Regions from separate parts of the Homo sapiens genome. Here region 2 is linked to region 1. Evidence: read pairs that join two places in POLR2A ChIA-PET (ENCODE). Cell type or tissue: PC-9. All regions are shown on one strand. Links, peaks and the distances in the headings refer to the core of each region. The heading gives the core; the rest is flanking DNA.

Region 1 (8,285 bases), core at 1-8,000:
GCCCTGCGGCCCACCCCAGGGGTCAGGAAGGTCAAGTCAGGGCAGGGAGCCTCACCCAACCAAGTGGGACCGGGGGTGTCACTGCTCATAACAGGGACAGCTGCTAAGGCTGGAGGGCGGAGAGATGACAAAGTCTAGCCATCTTCCCATGGGGTGTCCCTGAGAGCGACACGGCCACTACAGGAGGACGGGCCAGCTCCCCCAGCACCGGAGCACACAGGTGACTAGAATGAGAAGGGCTTGGTGGGGTGAGCCCCTTGGGCAGAGTGCTGGGGCGGGGCACCCTCTGGGCAGGAGTGAATCTAACCACTCACTCAAGGGGTCACGCCCACTTGTAACCTGAGACTGGGTTGGTGTCACCCCTCGGAGGGCACCACTGAGTACCCACTGAGGAAGGGTCCCCTCAGCAGGGGAAGTGACATCTGAGCTGGGGGCCAGGCCTGTTTAACTTCCAGTGAAACCAGCCTCCGCACAGCAGCCACCTCTCCCTGCCTCAGGGCCTGTGGATCAGCCACTCCCACAGCCGCCCCCAGTGTCCACAGAGCCCACTTCACAGCCTTTGGGCCTCAGATTGACAAAGGCTGTGTCTCCGAGGACACCCTGGCTGGGCTCTCAGCCCCTCCTGACTGCACACGCAAGTCTGATGCCCCTCCCTCCCCACGTCCCCTGGTGAGTGGGCCTGGGCTTCCGGGAGACTAGGGGCCAGAGGTTCGGGAGCCTCCGACCTCACCTCTGGCTGTGATGGGGGAGGACAGAGCAGGGAGCACAGCCTGCCTCGGCCTCCAGGCACTCACCCTGGAGCCTCCGACCTCACCTCTGGCTGTGATGGGGGAGGACAGAGCAGGGAGCACAGCGTGCCTCGGCCTCCAGGCACTCACCCTGGAGCCTCCGACCTCACCTCTGGCTGTGATGGGGGAGGACAGAGCAGGGAGCACAGCGTGCCTCGGCCTCCAGACACTCACCCCTGTCAGGCTGTAGCTGTCGAACACCCAGGATCTGTCCTCGTTGGTGGCACAGCACAGGGCGGCGACACCGTGGCCGACGGCGCAGATGGGTTCTGAAAGCCGTACATGGCGTTGAGGCCCTGGACCCCGCCACCCGCACCCTGAAGCCCCTCCCAGATGCCCCTGCTTGTGGCTCCCCCAGGCTTGTGCCGCCTGCCTGGCCCCTCCTCCCAGGTTTCCCTGGAAACTGGACTCAGCACCCGGGTGTCCTGGCTCAGCCCGCACAGCTGGCATCAGGAATCTGCTCGGGGGAGCTGGTGCTTCAGGACTAGGCTCTGGTTTAGAGCCCAAATCTCAGGTTTTGGCAGCCGAGACACACGCAGAGAGGAGGTCCTGAGGTTCCAGGTCTGTTTACCAAACCCTAGGACGCTGCCCGGCAGCCCCACTGCATAGCCTGGCAGGCACTGTGGGAAAGGCCCCTCCCCGGCTAGACAGGACGCCCCTGGGCAGGTGGGAGGTAGCCTGAGGCAATGCCTGTGCCTTGCAGTGGGGACATCCTGGCTCCATCCGAAAGGCTGAGTGTGTTCCCACGGCTGAGGTGGCCACAAACAATTGCTGCCTGTCCAGGCCATGCTGGGGACGGCGGCCCCACTCCAACACACAAAGGGTGCTGTGTAGAGCGCTGGCTTGTCCACCCCGGCCAGTGGACACACTCATCACAGCCCAACCCGGAGCCGGGGCAGCTGCCAGGTCTCCTCAAACAGCCTTCCTCCCTGCACCCCTGCTGGCCTTGAGCCCCAAGCCCAGCCCTGGATGCCAGGCTTTCCCAGAAGGAATCAGGCCGGTGTCCTGCCTTGCTCAGGAGGGCATGGCCACCCACCCTCGGGAGCCCACCCAGAGGCCTGCAAGATGGTCACCAGGAGACGACAAAGTCTGTGTGTGTCGGGGGAAGGGGCAGTCCCTGCCTCCTGCCCACAACCACTGCAGTGGCCACTGACCAGAGATCCAGAAACGCCTACCTGGAGTCTTCCCACCTCTCTTCTGCTGGTGGGAGACCCATTTCTTGTGACACTGCACATCCAACCCCTCCCCTGGGTCCCAGGGGTCACCTACTGCTCTCAGAGTGGAAGTGCTGCAGGATACGGGCCAGGGAGCCACTGCTGGCCAGGTCGGTCAGGGCCCCAGGACAGCTGGGGATCAGGAGGGCATGGTACCGGGCACCTGGGGGGAGACCACAAACCAGGTAGCAGCCACATGTCAAAGTGAGACTACCTGCAGGACCAGGCCCGAGTGCGTGGCCAGGACAGACCCTCCACAGGGACCAGCCAGCCTGGTGATGTCATCTGTCCCTTTTCCTCCATGGGCTACAGCTCCCAAGGGCCCCCCTGACTTTCCTGTCTCCACACACTCACCAACTCTCCTCCCCAGAGGGGCTCAGAAACTCTGGGGCCCAGGATGTGGGGCTGGAGGCTGCCCCAAATGGTCACAGGGCTTCAGGGGCTGAGCTAGGGAGCTCACTAAGACCCCAAACCTATCTGGAACCCTTGACCCTCCAAGGTCCCAGGCACCCCACCCCCAAGGAGTGGGTCCCGGGCCTACCATCGATGGACTCGAGCTTGGCGGGGCTGGCGTAAGCCTTGAGGCGGAAGTCTTGCACCCAGCGTGCATTGCTCTCAGTCACATCCACAAATTCCATGGCTTTCCCCTGGAGAAGCAGAGCCCAGGGGCCGAGGGTCAGCACCAGGGATATCCCTGTCGGCTCAGAGGGAGCCTGAAAAAGCTGACAAGGGACCCAACAGCATCCCCCTGAGGCACAAAGGCCCCCGACCACCCAGCCTCCTTCACGGGATCTCCCAGGGTCGGGGAGCCTGTCCCAGCAGCAGCCTCAGTGGTTTATTTCCTAGCCAACCCACCAACCAAAAATTTTTATACATAATAAATAAACAAAAACCCGCAGTGACAAATACATAATGCATCCTTACTATGACTTATGTACATCTGATATCCCTGGGTCCCCCACGATCAGAGGGTGGAGAATTCCTCCCAGTGGAAACATGTGCCCCTCACACCAGGGCTGCGCCTTGGTCTCCTCCTCACACACGTGCAGAAGCACAGACCCACAGCAAAAAGGTCTCCCTTGGGCTGGGTGCAGAGGCTCACGCCTATAATCCCAGCACTTTGGGAGGCCGAGGCGGGTGGGTCACCTGAGGTTGGGAGTTCGAGACCATCCTGGCCAACACGGTGAAAACCCATCTCTACTAAAAATACAAAATGAGCTGGGCGTGGTGGCGCATGCCTGTAATCCCAGCTACTCGGGAGGCTGAGGCAGGAGGACTGCTTGAACCCGGGAGGCGGAGGTTGTGGTGAGCCGAGATCGCACCACCGCACTCCAGCCTGGGCAACAAGAGCGAAACTCCATCTCAAAAAAAAAAGGAAAAGAAAAGGTCTCCCTCATCACAGATGGGGGATCAGAGCCCAGGAAATGGGGACTGGGACAGGGGGACGCCACCAGGGTTTGGTTACAGACTCTTCACCCCTCCACCAACTGCAGGGGCTCCCCACTCCTCCCAGGCCGCGGCGGCAGTCTCCTGACCTTGCCCCCGGAGAGGTGGAGACAGACCCCAAGTGTCCAGTGGGGAAGGAGAGGCTGGACTTACCCCAGGGGTGGCCACCTGCAGGTTGAAGGCGGTGCTGGCCATCGTGAAACAGTGGAGGAAGGACTGGGCCGACACACCTGCAGAAGGTCCCAGTGAGTGTGGGCTCGACAGGACTAGCGTGCCCCGCCTCAGGGGGCTACCCAGACACCCCCATGGCCTCGACTGACCCCAGAACACGCTGAGGAGCAGCCCTCTCCCCTACACCCAAGAACGACTACTTGAAGCCCTGGGGCAGGGCCAGCCACCCATTCACGTCCAGGAGAAGGAAGCTGGGAAGGCATGAGTCAGAGGGGCACAGCCAGGTCTGCCAGAACGGTAGGCCATCCCCGGGCCTGCATCCCCCATGGCGGGCTCTTTCCCCAGCCTGGCACTGTCACCTCCAGCCTCAGCCAGAAGCTGGGAGAGGATGCAGCCCACCTCAACTGTCCATGCCACTCCCACACCCCAGCCTCATCCTAGTGCTAACAGAGCCACGAGAGACCTTTCTGAAAGGCAAACCCGGGTGTGAGGGTCACAGAGTTCAGCTCATCCTCTCACTGAACCACCAGGGACTCAGGCCCTCAGGCACCATGGAGAACGCAGAAGTGTCCTGGCCCCCCCTCACCCCTTCCAGGGAAGCCGCTCAGAGGGACCCTTTCCTCACAAGGGTTCTGGGATTATACCCCTCCCCCGCCAGCTCTTCCTAGCATCCTTCGGCCCCTCAAAAAACTTTTAAAAAAGAAACTCAACACACCACACCCAATCCAGAAGGCTCTGGGGGCCTCTGTCCTACCAGGGGAAGGACACAGCCCCGCCCACCCTGCCTGCCGGAGAGCACTTACAAGTTTATTCCAAAGTAGCGTGAGCTGTATCTCTCTACATTTATTTTAACTCTGGGGCCCAATCCCTCAGCTTCATTTTTATCTTCATTCTTTTTTTTTTTTTTTTTTTTTTTTTGAGACGGAGTCTCGGTCTGTCGCCAGGCTGGAGTGCAGTGGTGCGATCTCGGCTCACTGCAACCTCCACCTTCCAGGCTCAAGCAATTCTCCTGCCTCAGCCTCCCGAGTAGCTGGGACTACAGGAGGGTGCCACCACGCCCAGCTAATTTTTGTACTTTTAGTAGAGACGGAGTTTCACTGTTTTAGCCAGAATGGTCTCGATCTCTTGACCTCGTGATCCGCCCGCCTCAGCCTCCCAAAGTGCTGGGATTACAGGCGTGAGCCACTGCGCCCAGACTCTTCATTCTTATATAAGTTAATACATATTCACTGTAAAATGTCCACTTATCGAGGAAAAACAAAGTGCCCAGTAGACTGCCGCAGGCTCTGTTCCCCCAGCTGCCCGCCCTTCCGGCCTCCTGAAGTGCTGCCCCCAGCCTGCTGGCGCTAAGACCCCACGTCCTCAACATGCCGGACCTCCTCACGCCTACCTGCTCTGGAAACAAGCCCCAACCCACCCCCCCAGGACTGAACCCCACTCGAGGCTCCTCCCACCCGCAGTCTGGGGGCATCACTCAGGACCCCTGGAGCTCAGCACATCGTGACGCCACAACCCCACAGCCCCATCTCCCCGTCCACACTTGAGGAGCTACAGACTTCAAGAGGCAGACCCCTGGGTCGCAACCCCGGCCCCCACCTCTCCGTGGTGCGGTGACCTTGGGCTGCTCACTTCCCTCTCCAAAAGGCTCAGAACAAGGCCAGGCACCCTCGTGCTCCGCTGCTCATCCCTCCCCTGCTGCCCTGAGACCCTGCAGGCTCAGCGCCAGGGGACGCACCCCGCTGCGCTCCGACCCGCGTGAGCCCCAGGCCAGTACTGCCCTGGTACCCTTGCCCCAGGACGGGGGCCGCGGGGCGCCTTCTCCAGGAGGGGGCTCCGGGTCTCCTCAGAAGCCGGTGGCTCAGAAGGTCAGGGTCCCCGCGGCCGCCCGACCTCAGAGCTGGGTCAACTCCCGGAATGGCCCCTCCCCACACCCGGGCTCCCCTCTCGCAGCGCAGCGGCCTCAGAGACCAGGCCCAGGCACGCGGCTCCCTCCGCTAGAAACGTCGGGCCCGGGCCGCCTCGCCGGGCAGACGAGACTCGGAGGAGCGACGCGGCGCCGGGATCCATCACGACCCCCCGACCCCGCCCCGAGCTCCATCCCACCAACCCGCGACCCCACCCCCGCCCCCGTCCCCGCCCCGAGCTCCATCCCGACACCGACCCCGCTCCGCCCTCCCCCGGCCCCTGCCCGGCGCCCCCAGCGGCCTCGGCCTCCGGCGCCACGTGACGCGCGCCCACCGTGTCCCGAACCTCCCGCCCCGGGCAGCCCCCTCGCGGACGCTCTTCGGACACTGGCCCCGGCCGCCGGGCCTCACCTTCGGCGGCGCCGCTGGCCACGAGCAGACAGGCGGGCCTGTTAGGGAGCCGCTCGGACGCCATGGCTCGGGCTCGGCGCTGGGTCTGCGCGTGCGCGGCGTCTGGGCGCGCCCGGGAGTTCGCGGGTCACGTGCCCTGGCGGCCGGGGGCGGAGCCGGGTGGGACTGGGCGCCTGCGCGTTCGTACCCGGTCCGGGTCGGCTGGGCTGCCCGCCGCTCCGCGCGCCCGGGCGGTCGCAGGTCGCGCCTGCTTTGGCCCCGGCGGGTTCGGCATCCGAGCCTGGCAGGGGCCAATAGGTAGGGTCGCGAGGGTCCTCCCCGGCCGCATGCGCAGTCTGAGCGCGCGCGGGGTAGGGCTCTTGGCCTGGGGTGGGGGCGCGGGCATCAGCAGAGCCAGGCGGCGGTGTCGGGGCGCGAAGGTGCCCGTGGTGTTCCGGTGGCCACACCCGAGGAGCAGGGGAGACCGGGGGGCTGCGGGGTCAGAAGCTCCGGGTGTCCCCGGAGACTAGGAGGGGGACGGCGGGGTCCAGGAGGCGGGGTGGGCTCCGCCGGCCCAGGACGGGGGCGTCGCGGGGAGGCCTGCAGGGTTGTGGGGCGTCGGGCTGAGCTCCTGGGAGGACGGAGTGTCACTTCCTGAGATGGGGACACCTCGGGCGTGCTGGCTTTGGTGAGGAGAATTGAAGCAGTTTTTCTTTTTTTTTTTTTTTTTTTGAGACAGGGCCTCTGGAGTGCAGTGGCGTGATCTCGGCTCACTACAGCGTCTGCCTACCGTGTTCAAGCGATCCTCCCACCTCAGCCTGTTGAGCAACCGGGACCCCAGGTGCACACTCCACCACGCCCAGCTAATTTTTTTGTGTTTTGGGTAGAGAGGGGGTCTCACTGTGTTGTCCAAGCTGGTCTCGAACTCCTGATCTAAAGCGATCTGCCTGCCTTGGCCTCCCAAAGTGCGAGGACTACAGGCGTGAGCCACCGCGCCTGGCCTGAAGCAGTTTTTCCTTAGACTGTAGTTGGAGGGGGTGAGACCACGTGGAGTGGTTGGCAGACAGGCAGGCACCCTTTGAGGCCAAAAGGGCGCTTGAGACAGAGCCAGCAGGCGAGCGGGCCGCCCAGGTCCCTGGCCCCCTGCTGCCAGTATGAAGGTCCCACCAAGCCTCTGCTCCAACCAGGGGAACCGTCATGGTTGGGAACAGCCAAGGTGAGGAATTCTGTGGGTCACACCCCCTGAAAACCACTGGCCTCCGCCGGGCGCGGTGGCTCACGCTTGTTATCCCAACACTTTGGGAGGCCCAGGCGGGTGGATCACGAGGTCAGGAGTTCAAGACCAGCCTGGCCAAGATGGTGAAACCCCGTCTCTACTAAGAAAAATACAAAAATTAGCAGTGGCAGCACCTGTCATCCAAGCTACTTGGGAGGCTGAGGCGGGAGAATCACGTGAACCCAGCGGGGGCAGAGGTTGCAATGAACCAAGATTGCGCCACTGCACTCCAGCCTGGGCGACAGATTGAGACTCCTTCTCAAAAAAAAAAAAAAGCCACTGGCCTCTGGCTCCCCCTGGCCCAGCCTGGAGAAGGGTCCCTGACCCCCGTCAGACAAGCAGTGCACCCTGCCTCACCTGACACAGAGCCCTCCCACCACAGGGGAAGTGGGAGCTGGGAGCTCCTGGTACAGGCAAGGCCGAGAGTTGGGTTAGGGAGCAGAGGACGGAGCTGAGTGAGTGTCCAGTGTTAGGTGGGTGGGGGTGTTAGTGGATGGAGGTGTCTGAAGCCTCGCAGGCCTGCGGTCACACCACAGGCTGGGCCTAGCCGCTTGGAGAGCTTTCTGGATCTGCACAGGATCTTGTCCCCCACAGACACACACTGTGGGCCTCAAACCCGGGAGCAGGAGGGGCAGGTTGGAGCAGGTCTACCTGCTTGCCCAGCCCCACCTGCACTGGCCCCAAGGTGTCCCTGATGGAGCTGAGCTGGACCAGCCACAGGTGCAGGGCTGAGTCTGCAGCAGCCCCCTCCCCATTCCTCTTCCCCTCCCCCAAGTTAGAACAGCAGTATGGAGGAGGAAGCTGGAAGCCAGGCTTGGCCCTCACGCTGGCGGCAAGTCTAATGCGTGTGTGTGCACCTGTGTCCACAGGTGGTGTGCCCCCTAGTGTACCCTTGGGTCCCCACCGTAGTCCAAGGTGTCATGTCTGTGTGTGGGCATCGCTGGTTCCCGGCACAGCCAATCCTGGGAAAGTGCATGTCCCTCATGGCATTCGGAGTCAGGGTGGCCAGCCAGGGCCCCACCAGCAAGCCATAGCATCAGCCCAAGGGCAGCAGCCAGCCAGGAGGCAGGAACCGCACCCGAAGTTCCTAGGCGTC
Region 2 (15,312 bases), core at 1,600-9,599, 120 kb before region 1:
CTCGTCAGACAGAGGCAGCTCCGTGCACGGGGGCGTGATAGGTACGTATATGACACACAGAGCAGAAATAAATGCTTCCAAATGGTGACAGAGTTATTCCCTAGAGAGCAGAATTCCAGCTGATTATAATAAAAGAGCAAAATTAGGCCGGGCGCAGTGGTTCACGGCTGTAATCCCATCATGTTGGGAGGCCGAGGTGGGCAGATCACCTGAGGCCAGGAGCTCGAGACCAGCCTGCCCAACATGGCAAAACCCCATCTCTACTAAAAATACAAAAACTAGCCGCCTGTGGTCATGCGCACCTGCAATCTCAGCTACTTGGGAGGCTGAGGCACAAGAATCACTTGAACCTGGGAGGCAGAGGTTGCAGTAAGCCAAGATTGTGCCACGGCACTCCAGCCCGGGCGACAGAGTGAGACTACGTCTCAAAAAAAAAAAAAAAAAAAAAATTAAAATTACCTGGTAATAGACTATAAATCTACATAGCATGAAAGCACATACATCAGCAAACTGCAGCATCGGGTGCAGACCCACCGCCCGCCCCTCCCGGGCCTCCACTCTGGGGCAACCAGGAAGGGTTCCGGTTCCTGCCGAGACTCTGTGTGGGGTGAGGGGCCTGCACCCCTCATGGGAGCTGCCCCCCGTGAGAGGATGTGGGCGGCGGACAAGGCCCCCAGGAGTTCTAGATGCTTCCTTCTCTGGTCTACAGGTTTGAGCCACTCCCTGGGGCCTGTGCAGATGGAGGGAGAGAGGGCGCACATCAGTGTTGACTCTGAGCTACAGAAGCTTCCATCAGGTTCTTCCAGCAAAGAGGCAAAGGCCCAGGGTTGACTTTTAAAATCAGAACTACTCAGTTCTTTTTTAAAGCAAATTTTTCCATCTTAAACATCAATGTGATGCTTCTTACAGTATAATGCTAAAACACTTTTGAAAAAAAAATCATTATCTGAAAAGCCAGAATTAGAAGTTAGCGTTTCAGTTTTTGAAAAACGGAAAAAAATGGTTAAATTCACAAGAAGCTAACAATGAAAGTGCCTGATACAAATAAATGAGAAAAGCCAACATCACAGACTGTAAAAACAATGACTTCGGGAGGTTGAGGTCACTTGAGGTCAGGGGTTGGAGACCAGCCTGAGCAACATAGCAAAACCCTATCTCTATAAAAAAAAAAAAATGTTTTAAAATTAGCTGGGTGTGGTGGCTCATGCCTGTGGTCCAAGCTACTTGGGAGACAGAGGCAGGAGGATCACTTGAGCCAGGAGATCAAGGCTGTAGTGAGCCGTGATGGCACCACTGGACTGCAGCCTGGGTGACAAAGCGAGACCCTGTCTATAGAAAACCTAAAATAGGCTGGGTACGGTGGCTCATGCCAGTAATCTCAGCACTTTGGGAGGCCAAGGCAGGCAGATCATGAGGTCAGGAGTTCAAGACCAGCCTGAACAACATGGTGAAACCCCGTCTCTGCTAAAAATACAAAAATTAGCCGGACGTGGTGGCGGGTGCCTGTAATCCCCAGCTACTAGGGAGGCTGAGGCAGGAGAATCGCTTGAACCTGGGAAGTGGAGGTTGCAGTGAGCCAAGATCGCGCCGCTGCACTCCAGCCTGGGTGACAGAGCCAGACCCTGTCTCAAAAACAGAAACAAAACCAAAAACAAACGAACAAATAAAAACCAAAAATAAGTAATGAAATAAAAACAGTGACTAAAAATCCAATTAAAACACAATCCAAATCTGACTTACAGTGATCCAGGCCTCACAAATGAAAATAATGATGCGTGGGGCTTGCTTTAAAATGCTCAGCCCTCAGCCCAAAGAGAGAGGGGGACAAGCCAGGAGGGCAGGCGCTAAAGCAGCTGATACAGGTGAGGGCGACGGGCCTCTCCTGGGCGATCCAACTCATGTGCACGTCTCACATTTTCCAAAGTTAAGGATTAAAAGAAAAGTGTTGCCACCACAGCACGTAGGTGACTCAATCCAGGCAGTGCTGGGAGCAGGTGGGTGGACTTGACCCAGGCGGTGCTGGGAGCAGGTGGGTGGACTTGACCCAGGCGGTGCTGGGAGCAGGTGGGTGGACTTGACCCAGGCGGTGCTGGGAGCAGGTGGGTGGACTTGACCCAGGCGGTGCTGGGAGCAGGTGGGTGGACTTGACCCAGGCGGTGCTGGGAGCAGGTGGGTGGACTTGACCCAGGCGGTGCTGGGAGCAGGTGGGTGGACTTGACCCAGGCGGTGCTGGGAGCAGGTGGGTGGACTTGACCCAGGCGGTGCTGGGAGCAGGGGATTCCTGTTGGGGCTTCATAACATGCATAAACTCGTGTATACTTTTGTGTACATACCAAGTCCTCTACAATTAATTTTTAAAATTATCACTGCCTTTTTTTTTTTTTTTTGAGACGGAGTCTCCCTTTGTCTCCCAGGCTGGAGTGCTGTGGCACGATCTCGGCTCACTGCAAGCTCCGCCTCCCGGGTTCATGCCATTCTCCTGCCTCAGCCTCCCGAGTACCTGGGACTACAGGCGCCCACCACCACGCCAAGCTAATTTTTTTGTATTTTTAGTAGAGACGGGGTTTCACCATGTTAGCCAGGATGGTCTCGATCTCCTGACCTCGTGATCCGCCCGCCTCGGCCTCCCAAAGTGCTGGGATTACAGGCGTGAGCCACCGTGCCCAGCTGAAGGCAGCTTTTTAAAGAACAGGATCTGAGGGAGGCTTGAGGACAGGGTGTCCTGGGCTGGAGGTCCGGCTGGAAGGCAGCTTTTAAAAGAACGGGATGTGTTCGTTCTGTAGGTGAAAGGAGCTCAGTAAGTGCTTATATTGGGGCCCAAATAGTGTTTGCCAGGAATGTATACACTCAGCCTCTGCAGTACACTTTCCCTGCTTGAGGAAATTCTATCCTCCTACTGAAACTGAGATAAATTAAAATGTATATTGTAATACCTATAGCAGTAAGAAAATAACAACTTTAAAGATACTGTTTAAAAATGTTCAACAAAAGAATTGAAGTGGTACACTAGAAAACACAACTAGAAAATACACATTTAACAGAAAAGAAGGCAGTGAAAGAACAGAGGAGCAAAACATGAAACATAAACTGCAAATATAAACACAAATCCACTCACATTGATAATTACATTAAACATGAGATTAGGTTTTGCGCAGTGGCTCATGCCTATAATCCCAGCACTTTGGGAGGCCAAGGTGGGAGGGTTACTTGAGCCCAGGAGTTCAAGACCAGCCTGGCCAACATGGCAAAACCCTCTCTCTACGAAAAATACAAAAATTAGCCTGGCATGGTGGTGCATGCCTGTAATCCCAACTACTTGGGAGGCTGAGGCAGGAGAATCGCTTGAACCCGGGAGGCAGAGGCTGCAGTGAGCCGAGATTGCGCCACTGCACTCTAGCCTGGGCAACCGTGCGAGACTCCATCACACACACACACAACAACAACAACAAAAACGGGCATGGTGGCGGGTGCCTGTAATCCCAGTTACTTGGGAGGCTGAAGGAGGAGTATTGCTTGAACCCGGGAAGCGGAGGTTGCACTGAGCTGAGATTGTGCCACTGCACTCTGGCCTGGGTGACAGAGAGAGACCCCACTTAAAAAAAAAAACAAAACAGCTGGGTGTGGTGGCTCACACCTATAATCCCAGCAGTTTGGGAGGCCGAGGCGGGCGGATCACTTGAGGTCAGGAGCTCAAGACCAGCCTGACCAACATGGTGAAACCCTGTGTCTACTAAAAGTACAAAAATTAGCCGGGTCTGATGGCACACTCCTGCAGTCCCAGTTACTCGGGAGAATGAGGCACGAGAATCCCTTAAACCCAGGAGGTGGAGGCTGCAGTGAGCCGAGATTACGCCAGTGCACTCCAGCCTGGGCAACAAAGTGATACTCTGTCTCAATTCAAAAAACAAAACAGGCCGAGTTCCAGTGCGGTGGCTCACACCTGTAATCTTAGAACTTTGGGAGGCTGAGGCGAGTGGATCACCTGAGGTCAGGAGTTCGAGACCAGCCTTGCCAACACGGAGAAACCCCATCTCTACTAAAAACACAAAAATTAGTTGGACGTGGTGGCTCATGCCTATAATCCCAGCTACTCAGGAGGCTGAGGAAGGGAAATCACTTGAACCCGGGACGTTGAGGTTGCAGTGGGCTGAGATCGTGCCATTGCACTCCAGCCTGGCGACAGAGTGAGATTGTCTAAAAAACAAAAACAAAAACAAAAACAAAAACAAAACAAAAAAGTAGATTAAACACTCCAATCAAAAGGCAGAGACTAGTGTGGTGGTTCACACCTGTAATCCCACCACTTTGGGAGGCTGAGGCGGGTGAATCTCTTGAGGTCAGGAGTTTGAGACCAGCCTGGCCAACATGGTGAAACCCGTCTCTATTAAAAATACAAAAATTAGCTGAGTGTGGTGGCAGGAGCCTGTAATCCCAGCTACTTGGGAGGCTGAGCTATGAGAATCACTTGAACCCAGGAGATGGAGGTTGCAGTGAGTGGAGATGGAGCCACTGCATTCCAGCCTGGGGGACAGAGTGACAGTCCGTCTCAAAAAAAAAAAAAAAAAAAAAAAAAAGGCAGAGACTATCAGACTAGATTAAAACCTAAGATCCAACCACATTCTGTCTCTAAGGGAATGCTTAAGAGCCAAGGACACAAAATTAGAAGTAACAAGATGTTTGTTTATTTATATGTTTATTTAATTAAAAAATAGAAACAGGGTCTCGCTTTGTTGGCCAGGCTGGCCCTGGGCTCAAGAGATCCTCCCCTCTTGGCCTCCCAAAGTGTTGGGATGACTGGTGTGGGCCACTGCACCCAGCCAAAAAGGTTTTTTTTAAAAAGATGCAGGCTGGGCGCAGTGACTCATGCCTGTCATCCCAGCACTTTGGGAGGCCAAGCGGGGGTGGAACACTTGAGTCCAAGGGGTCGAGACCAGCCTGGGCAAAATGGCGAAACCCCGTCTCAACTAAAAATACAAAGAATTAGCTGGGCGTGGGGCGTGTATCTGTAGAGGCTGCCGTGAGTCAAGATCATGCCACTGCGCTCCAGTCTGGGTGACAGAGTGAGACTCTGTCTCAAAAGTAAAAGATGCAAACATTCACCATAAGACAGGTGGAGTGTCTATGCTACTATCAGAAAAGGTAATTTTTTTTTTTTGAGATGGAGTCTCGCTCTGTTGCCCAGACTAGAGTGCAGTGGAGTGATCTTGGCTTACTGCAACCTCCGCCTCCCAGGTTCAAGCAATCCTCCTGCCTCAGCCCCGCTAGTAGCTGGGATTACAGGCACGCGCCACCACGCCTGGCTAATTTTTGTGTTTTTAGTAGAGATGGGGTCTTACCATGTTAGCCAAGCTGGTCTCAAACTCCCGACCGGTGATCCACCTGCCTCAGCCTCCCAAAGTGCTGGGATGACAGGCGTGAGCCACTGTGCCCAGCTAGAAAAAGTAAATTTTAATATAAAAACTTCTGTTGGCTGGTGTAGTGCCTCATGCCTATAATCCTAGCACTTTGGGAGGCTGACATGGGAGGATCGCCCGAAGCCAGGAGATGGAGACCAGGCTGGTCAACATAGTAAGACTCCATCTCTGTAAGAAAAAAAAAAAAAAAATTAAATAAAAAATAAAAAACTTATTGAGACAAAGAAGGATGTTTTATAATGATAAAAGAGCTAATTCATCAGGAATGATAATTATAAACTAAACATACATGCACCTAACAACAGAGACCCAAAATAAATGAAGCAAAAACAGGCATAATGGCAGATAAAAACAGATAATTCAGCTGGGCACGGTGGCTCACGCCTGTAATCCCAGCACTTTGAAAGGAGACTGAGGAGGGCAGATCACAAGGTCAGGAGATCGAGACCATCCTGGCTAACACAGTGAAACCCTGTCTCTACTAAAAATACAAAAAATCAGCCGGGCGTGGTGGCGGGTGCCTGTGGTCCCAGCTACTCGGGAGGCTGAGGCAGGAGAATGGCGTGAACCTGGGAGGCGGAGCTTGCGGTGAGCTGAGATGGCGCCACTACACTCCAGCCTGGGCGACAGAGCGAGACTCCGTCTCAAAAACAAAAACAAAAACCAGATAATTCAACAGTAATAGCTGGAGAGTTCAACACTTCACTCTAAATAAGGGGTAGAACAAATAGAGAAAATCAGTGAGAATATGAAAGAGTTGAACAATACTATCAACCAACCTAACTGATATCTAATACTCCACCCAACAGAGCAGAATATACAAGCAACACTCTCCATGATAAGACCATACGCTAGGCCCTAACACAAATCTCAATAAATTTAAAGGTACTGAAAAACACTAAGTATGTTCTTGAACCACAATGTAATTAAAGTAGAAATTAATTATAAAGGTACATTTAAGAAATCCAGAAATATTTGAAATTAGCATACTTCTTTTTTAGATCTACTCCTGAATCCAGCACACACTTCCAAATAACTCATAGGTCACAGAAAAAAATCACACGGCAAATATTTTCAACTGCATAAAATATTCGAACTGAATAAAGATGAAACACAGGCTGGGTGCCGTGGCTCACACTTGCAATCCCAGCAATTTGGGAGGCCGAGGCAGGCAGATCACTTGAGGCCAGAAGTTTGAGACCAGCCTGGGCAACATGGTGAAACCCTGTCTCTACTAAAAACATAAAAATTAGCCGGGGGTGGAGGTGCATGCCTGTAATCCCAGCTACTCGGGAGGCTGAGGTAGGAGAATCACTTGAACCCGGGAGGCAGAGGTTGCAGTGAGCCGAGATCTTGCCACTGCACTCCAGCCTGGGCTACAGAGCAAAACTGTCTCAAAAAGAAAATAGAGAAGGAGGGCAGAAGGGCACACTTCCCAATTGATCTGAAAGGCCAGTGTTGCTCTGACACCAACATGAAACAAAGACATCACAGGACAAAATATAGACCAGCATCTCTCATAAATATGAGAAAAAAAAACCATCAAAAAGATTAGTAAAGCTGCTGGGAACAGTAGCTCACACCTCTAAATCCCAGCACTTTGGGAGGCCAAGGTGGGTGGATCACCTGAGGTCAGGAGTTCGAGACCAGCTTGCCCAACGTGGTGAGACCCCGTCTCTACTAAAAATACAAAAATTAGCCAGGTATGGTGGCGCATGCCTGTAATCCCAGCTACTCGGGAGGCTGAGGCAGGAGAATCGCTTGAACCCGGGAGGCAGAGGTTGCAGCGAGCCAAGATCGCACCACTGCACTCCAGCCTGGGTGACAGAATGAGACTCTGTCTCAAAAAAAAAAAAAAAAAAAAAAAAAAAGAGTGACTAAATGCTCCCGAGTACTCTGATTATGGTAGACAAAGTTATACAATCCTGAACTACCGTTTGTAGCCTACAAAATTTCTCTTGAATTTCTGTGGAGCGGAGGGCTGAATAATAGAGGAACTGTGGACGCTGTCTCTCGCGTGGCTCTGCAGGGGTGTGGAGGGCTCAATAATAGAGGAACTGTGGACAGTCTCTCTCTCGCGTGGCTCTGCAGGGGTGTGGAGGGCTCAATAATAGAGGAACTGTGGACGCTCTCTCTCGCGTGGCTCTGCAGGGGTGTGGAGGGCTCAATAATAGAGGAACTGTGGACAGTCTCTCTCGCGTGGCTCTGCAGGGGTGTGGAGGGCTCAATAATAGAAGAACTGTGGACAGTCTCTCTCGCGTGGCTCTGCAGGGGTGTGGAGGGCTCAATAATAGAGGAACTGTGGACAGTCTCTCTTGCGTGGCTCTGCAGGGGTGTGGAGGGCTGAATAATAGAGGAACTGTGGACAGTCTCTCTCACGTGGCTCTGCAGGGGTGTGGAGGGCTCAATAATGGAACTGTGGACAGTCTCTCTTGCGTGGCTGTGCAGGGGTGTGGAGGGCTGGGAAGCACTGACCAGCAGCCCTCAGGGTTTCCGGCCACCAACTGTGGGGCCTCACATGAGAGCACTACCTGGCCATGTCACATGTGAGCCTTCTGCAGGGTCTTCACGGAGCCAGGCAGGAGCCCCGGATTCCCAGAGGGAGGGACAGGGAGGGGAGTCAGGTGTGGCACCAGGAGCACAAGGGGAGGGAGGGCCACCCAGGGGTCTTCGTAGCGAGGGAGGAGGCGGGGGCACTGAGCCTGGTGTAGGTGAGACCTACCTTGCGTTGGCAGAAGGTGGAGCAGTAGTTGACCTTGTGGCAGCCGGTGCACTCGCTCATAGCCTCCCGGCCGCAGTTAACGCAGGACTGCTGCAAGAAGGACACAACAGGCCAGTCAGTGACGTGGCCGTGGAGAGCCCCTGAGACACCGGGGACAGAGGCAGGTGCAGGCAGGAGGCCCCAAGTTCCCCCCATTGGACCCCCTTTTTTTTTTTTTTTTTTTTTGAGATGGAGTCTCACTCTGTCGCCCAGGCTGGAGTGCCGTGGTGCGATCTCAGCTCACTGCAACTTCCGCCTCCTGGGTTCAAGCAATTCTCCTGTCTCAGCCTCCTGAGTCTGGGATGATAGGTGCCTGACACCACGCCCAGCTAATTTGTGTATTTTTAGTAGAGACAGGGTTTCACCATGTTGGTCAGGCTGGTCTTGAACCTCTGACCTCGTGATCCACCTGCCTCGGCCTCCCAAAGTGCTGGGATTACAGGCGTGAGCCACTGCGCCCAGCTCCCATTGGACTCTTGACTGCGCCTCTGCCCCAGTGCTGCTCAGAACGTTCTTGTCACCTCCAGAATCAGCTCTTTCCTGGCCTCAGTGCAGTTTGCCCCCTACATTCATTCACTGGAAGACCAGTATGGGCCGGGAGCAGCGGCTCATACCTGTAATCCCAGGACTTTGGGCAGCCGAGGCGGGTGGATCACCTGAGGTCAGGAGTTCAGCACAGGCAACGTTGCGAAACCCAGTCTCTACTAAAAATACAAAAATTAGCTGGGTGTGGTGGTGGCCACCTGTAATCCCAGCTACCTGGGAGGCTGAGGTGGGAGAATAGCTTGCACCCAGGAGGCGGAGGTTGCAGTGAACCGAGATTGCACTACTGCACTCCAGCCTGGGTGACAGAGCGAGACTCCCATCTCAAAAAAAAAGGGAAATCAGGGCCGGATGCAGTGGCTCATGCCTGTAATCCCAGCACTTTAGGAGGCTGAGGTGGGCGGATCACGAAGTTAGGAGATCGAGACCATCCTGGCTAACACGGTGAAACCCCGAGATTGTACCATTGCACTCCAGCCTGGGCGACAGAGCAAGACTGTCTCCAAAACAAACAAACAAACAAACAAACAAAAACAAAGGGAAATCAGCATGGAAATCTTTCTCCAAACTCCAAGGAGCTTCACTCCAGCCAGGCCAGCACAGAAAATCAAACTCAGGAGTCCACCGCTCCCAACACTCCTGAGCAGGGCTGTGGGCATCAGCCTGGGCGCACCGTGGCAGGCATGTGTCCCAAACTGCTGCGGCGGTGCCCCAGCCAACACCCCCACGGCCCCACCTGAGCTGGTTTCTGTGGTGGATTGAAAAGATGCCACCAGAGGTTTGTGTACTTTCTCCTGGAATTACATTATTGGAGCTTTTCTTTTTAATCAGCGCATAGGTCAACATGCTGTCAATGATTAATGTTTGCGGCATGACTAAGGTGCTTGACAGTTGTGAGCTCCGCCGTCAATGCTCTCTGAGACGGAGAAGACCACTGGGCCTAGGAGAGGCCTTGGCGCCGCGACCTGCACGCCCGCTATGCGCCCAGATCATCCGCAGCTGCGGGAGGGGCCGTGGCCAGTGGGTGAGTGGCAGCGTCTGTGAGCAGCACAGAGCAGCACAGGAAACGACTCCAGCGCGGCCCCACGGCCCCTGCACGCGTGCAGACCTGCTCCGAGGTTCTGTTCTGATGCTTGCCTCCCTCCTTCGCAAACGTGATCTTTAACATTTTTCCAGTTGTAAGACATTCAGAGCTCCGACATTCAGTCACTCACTTCAGAAAACAGGAGCATTAGGAGGAATTTTGGTGCTAATTTAGGTTGCCCCCTGCCTCTACTTTATTTATTTATTATTATTATTATTTTTTTGAGATGGAGTCTCACTCTGTCGCCCAGGCTGGAGTGTAGTGGCGCAATCTCGGCTCACTGCAACCTCCACCTCCTGGGTTTAAGTGATTCTTGTGCCTCAGCCTCCCCACAGCTGGGACTACAGGCACGGACCACCACGCCTGGCTAATTTTTTTGTATTTTTAGTACAGATGGGGTTTCACCATATTGGTCAGGCTGGTCTCGAGCTCCTGACCTCAAATGATCCACCTGAGTCGGCCCCCCAAAGTGCTGGGATTACAGGCATGAGCCACCGCGCCTGGCCTGTGCCTCTACTTTAAATGACAAACTTTTTTTTTTTTTTTGAGATGGAGTCTCGCTCTGTCGCCCAGCCTGGAGTGCAGTGGCACGATCTCAGCTCATTGCAACCACCACCTTCCAGATTCGAGCAATGCTTCCACCTTAGCCTCTCAAGTAGCTGGGATTATAGGCGCTTGCCACCATGCCTGGCTAATTTTTGTATTTTTAGTAGAGACGGGGTTTTGCCCTGTTGGCCAGGCTGGTCTCGGAAACTCCTGACCTCAGGTGATCCGCCTGCCTTGGCCTCCCAAAATGCTGGGATTACAGGCATGAGCCACCAAGCCCAGCCGACAAAATATTTCTTAAAAAGTCTGTAACCACAGAGAAGCTTCTCGAAGGAGAACACAGCTTCTGCAGGCTTTATTAACATTCTGGGTTGCTCTGTGGATGGCCGGGCCAGGCAGGACCCTGGTCCAGCCCCTCACAGACAGAGGTCAGGTGGGGTGGGAGGCTGGCGGGAGCGTGGTCACTGTCCCGGGGAGCGGCCCCCACGCTGAGAAGGGCACGGGTCTCCGTGTCCAGCAGTCCCTGTGCACCACACACCAGGACGTCCTGTACTTGCCCCCCAGCATAGTTCCTGGAGGACAGCACCCCTGAACTGAACGGGAAGCCTGTCCTGTTGCCTCGCAGGCGCCTCTTCAGCCTCAGCTGGGACTTTCAACCACTTGGGCCTTTCGCGGTATGCCCTTTGCAAAACTTTTTTTTTTTTTTAAACTGAAAAATAACGTTCTAGGAAGGTTAGAAGGAGCTTTGGGGTCTGAATTAGAGTCAGAGGCAGTAGCATGAACTCATGTTCTCTTCACAGATACAGAAGTGGCTGCGGAGATGTTCATACACACAGGTGACACCCTCATCCCTGCTCTGCAGCTGAACAGGTGACACCCTCGTCCCTGCTCTGCAGCTGAGGGCCTCCACGTGACAACATCCCAGCAGCACCGGACCCACCTGGCACCCACCTGGCACCCAGGCCTCACTCTCTAAGACTTCCCAATAAAAGGACCTGGGGCTCCCTGCCTGGCACCCAGGCCTCACTCTCTTAAGACTTGCCAATAAAAGGACCCGGGGCTCCTTGGAGAAGGGGCTGATTCCCGGGCCAGGGCAGGGAATGCAAGAGGAGGCTGGAGCACCCTGCAGTGCCAGGAAGTCAGGACGTACCCCAAAATGAAAAGTCTGTTGAAAGGGGTGCATCAGGGGACCCAGGAGCCGACGGCAGGAGCTCCCTAGGGCCAAGGACAGATGGTGTGCTTCACAAGAAAGTAGTGTTGCCTTCTAGCTCAGAGTTTAAAACACATATAAAATGAGCCCATCCGGATACAAACAAATGATCAAATAAATAAATACAAGTCCAAGCTATTCCAGATCCTCCCGTCTAGGAGAAGCCCCCCCACGGCCGTGGACTTGCTGCCTGACTAAATGTGCAAAGGGAGAAGCAGTCCTGTCACCAAGGAGACACCTACAGACACCTGACTCTGGTGAGGAAGGTCAGAGCTGTCTGTAATGTCACTTGGATGTCAGGGACGCCACAGTGGGGTGAGACAGGCGGCAGCACCCCTCCCTGAAACCTGTCGTCCACCCCCACGAGAAAGCACAAGACAAGCCTGGATCGGGGCACCTGGACAAACTGCCTGGCCAGGCCCTCTCAGAACTGCAGGGCATGGAAGACAAGGAAAGACTGAGAGACCGTCACAGGCCTGAGGGTGCTGGGCAAATGGTGCACGGGAGGCTGTCTCCCACAGGTGGCAGCGGGGACAAGGTCCTAGAGCAGAAACAGGACATTGATAGTGAAATTCAAAGTCCGGAGTTCACAGGGACACCCAGCGACGGTTTCTCAGCTACAACAGCCATGCCCTGTGGGCTTTGAAGTTACAGAGGGGAGGCTGCGGAGTGGCAGAAGGGACCCTCTGCGCTCACTTTGCAACTTTTCTGTAAACCTAAAATTATCCCGAAATACGTTTATTTTTTAAAATAACCATTCATTAGCCGGGCACGGTGGCTCACGCCTGTAATCCCAGCACTTTGGGAGGCTGAGGCAGGCGGATCACGAGGTCAGGAGATCGAGACCATCCTGGCTAACACGGTGAAACCCTGTCTCTACTAAAAATACAAAAAAATTAGCCAGGCGTGTTGGCGGGTGCCTGTACTCCCGGCTACTCGCGAGGCTAAGGCAGGAGAATGGCATGAACCCAGGAGGTGGAGCTTGCAGTGAGCCGAGAACGCGCCACTGCACTCCAGCCTGGGTGACAGAGCTAGACTCTGTCTCAAAAACAAAAACAAAAAACCATTCATTACTGCGGAAGAGGTGTGTGTGCGTTGCAGAAGGTTAGGACAAGACACCGCGTTTCCGCAGCCAAGGACATCGACAAGTCCCATTCTGCGCTTTCAGGAAACTGTCAGGAAATCACAGGACTGCGGATGGCACAAAGGGCAGAAGTGCCCAGGCCTGCCCAGGCGCCCCAAGAAGCTCATGCTGCCAAGCAGCTGGCATTGCCATTAGCATTCAGAGTTCTCTGGGCCGCAGGCGGGCAGAGGAGGAGACTGCAGCAGAGCACCCTGCGGGGAGTCCCGCCCAAGCAGCGGGTCCAGCCCCTCAGCAGAGACTGCGAAGGGGTTTCCTGGCCTGCCTTCCCTGCTGCAGGGGCCCCCCATCTGCACATCACACAACAGGAACACACCTACTTTTGGCAATGCAATAGCTGGTGTACTCTGGTCCAGGTGGAAAAAAGCCTTGTGAATCACATATGCTGGTTTCATTATAATTGATTTTTAAATTAGACAAATTACAGATAACAAAGCCACTCCTTCAGAAACAGCCAACCAAGAGTAAGACCATAAGATCACATATAAAATGCCTATTAATTTCTAACTATCAAAGAATAAGTTAATAATGTATTCATTATTCTTTCTGCAAATAAAACTAAGTCTAACTTGAAAACCTAGATACTGGCCAGGCATGGTGGCTACACCTGTAATCCCAGCACTTTGGGAGGCCGAGGCGGGAGCATCGCTTGAGCCCAAGAGTTTAAGGCCAGCCTAGGTGACATGGCAAAACCCTGTCTCTACAAAAAAAAAAAAAAAAAAAATTAGCTGGGCATGGTGGCATGCACCTCTTAGCTACCAGAGAGGCTGAGGTGGGAGGATTGCTTGAGCCTGGGAGGTGGAGGTTGCAGTGAGCTGAGGTCACACCAGTGCACTCCAGCCTGGGTGACAGAGGGAGAACATGTCTCAAATGATAAAAAATAATAATAAAAAAGAAAACCTAGACACACCCCGGATGGAGATGAGGCTGTGGTTGGAGGCAGCCTGGTGGATCGTGTATCTTACAAGGAGTGCTTTCTTTATGACTTATTCTTAGAGGATGTAATGCTGCCAGGAGCCTCGATGGAGCCAACTCCGTGTCACCATCACTCCTGAACCAAATGGGGCCACAGGCCCACTGTGCACAGGGGCCTCCGCCTGCTTCAGGGGCCAGGTGATTGGAGGGCGAGTTGGCCTCGGGGTTCAGAGCCGCTGGGAGAACCCTGAGTAGCCTTTGCAGATCCGCTCCTGGGTCTAGTTCCAGAGGCTCCTTTCCCGGCACTGCAGTGAGTTCAGGTGAAGCAGCCGCCTAATTCCACAGGCCCGGCCTCCTCTGGAGAGACAGAGCGGGAGAGGGGAGAGTGAGCAGGAAGCCAGCGGTAGATGGGGCTTCAGGAGAACCTGCTGGACCCTGAAGCCGTGAACCGGAAGCTGGGGAGTCCCAGCGTCACCCTGCATGGAGGCTGAAATACAAAGTCCCCAACACAGGGCAGGTGGGGCCAGGTGGGGCTTGGGCAGGCAGGGCCCAAGGGGCTGCTGCTGTGCACCCTTGAGGTCTGCCCCCGGGACCACTGTGGCTTCACCAATGCCCACCATGGGGCAGAGGGCTCCCCATGACTGTGTCCCGTGAGGGCGCAGCAGCTCAGCTTAAAAGTAAGAGAAATGCAAATTAGACTGGATTACTCTCCCTCGAGGAAGCAACGGAAATAAGAGAAAACCCTCAAAACATCAAGCAGGTTTATCTGAAAGCTGAGCCGCACACGTAAAGAGATCAAAGGATTAGTCTAATAGCATCTTTTTGAGCTGGGACAGAGTTTGCCGTTTCTATGAAATGACCATGATACAGATCTCTGAGGAAGCATCAGACAAATTCAGATTTACAACCTGTCCCCGCCCCTGCCCCAGAAAGCCCACACACCTCATCCCAGGTCAGGCAGGGTCCCCCTGAAGTGGGACTGCAAAGCCACCTCTGTGCTTTTCCCAGGCTGCCCCGCCGGCGCCGCCTCACCCCGTCCCGGGCACCTGGCCGCCCCTCCCACCACAACACCCCTGGCTCCCTCGGGGGACTCCAAGCCTGCATTTCCGGGGGCTTCCACGCTGCTGGGGGGTGCTCTGAAGAGTTCCCTGGGGACACGGGGATGGCGGGCTGCTCCCGAGTATCCCAAAGACGCCAGCAACCCTCGCTCACTGGGCCACGGCAGGACGTTGGTCCAGTCCGGCTCTGGAATCTGATGTTTGATGCGGAACAGGTGACTGAGCTGTCTTGGGTCTGGCCGGGCCTATTTGGCTCACGTGAGTGTTAGGCTGACACTGGAGAACAAGGCAGGCAAAAGCCTTCATTTACAGAAACCCCATACCTGGACTTCAAGGAAATGTCACTGAAACACAAGCCCCTCTCGGCGCTGCTTGAGGCACCCGCGGCCTTACGGTGTTGGGAGAGGCCCCCGCAGGGAAGCGGCTGCTCTGGGGTCTGTCTCCACCCTTCCAGATCCCCAGGCACGGAGGCACCATCCAGGCACAGCACAGACCTATTTCTGAGCTTCCTAGGAGTCAAGGACATTGTTACTGTCCAACTTACGTATTCTTCTCCCTTTCATACCCTTCTGTGCTGTACTATATTTAACACTTTAAAAGGAAGTTAGGGAGACTGGAGAAAGCCTGAGAGCGAGCTACT

What was found. ChIA-PET counts read pairs that join two places held together with the same protein. Peaks named below come from ENCODE experiments on the same cell type or tissue, not always from the same donor. Only the 100,000 strongest peaks of a DNase experiment are listed, where the experiment ranks them.
Region 2: POLR2A ChIA-PET joins it to region 1 with 14 read pairs; 8 of 35 experiments call an interaction of 5 or more read pairs at or near these places.

The regions. Positions count from the first base shown.
Region 1 is chr11:771,465-779,749 of GRCh38, forward strand. It overlaps GATD1 (glutamine amidotransferase class 1 domain containing 1), which reads right to left and starts at 6,023. Exons shown (of 8, transcript NM_182612.4): 1 at 5,935-6,023; 2 at 3,602-3,678; 3 at 2,544-2,649; 4 at 2,058-2,165; 5 at 963-1,057. The coding sequence starts at 5,998. LOC124900301 reads left to right here and starts at 6,114. Exons shown (of 2, transcript XM_047427954.1): 1 at 6,114-6,231; 2 at 6,653-8,285. It overlaps GATD1-DT (GATD1 divergent transcript), which reads left to right and starts at 6,114. Exons shown (of 2, transcript NR_126343.1): 1 at 6,114-6,231. RefSeq lists silencers at 5,444-5,653, 5,664-6,373, 6,424-6,523. In PC-9, for the core only: no CTCF peak of the experiment used is centred there; DNase peaks (open chromatin) are centred at 3,857 and 6,057; H3K4me3 peaks cover 3,505 bases; H3K27ac peaks cover 276 bases.
Region 2 is chr11:645,826-661,137 of GRCh38, forward strand. It overlaps DEAF1 (DEAF1 transcription factor), which reads right to left. Exons shown (of 12, transcript NM_021008.4): 11 at 8,137-8,226. It overlaps LOC124902603 (a long non-coding RNA gene), which reads left to right and starts at 9,198. Exons shown (of 2, transcript XR_007062543.1): 1 at 9,198-9,742; 2 at 11,149-13,279. In PC-9, for the core only: no CTCF peak of the experiment used is centred there; no DNase peak of the experiment used is centred there.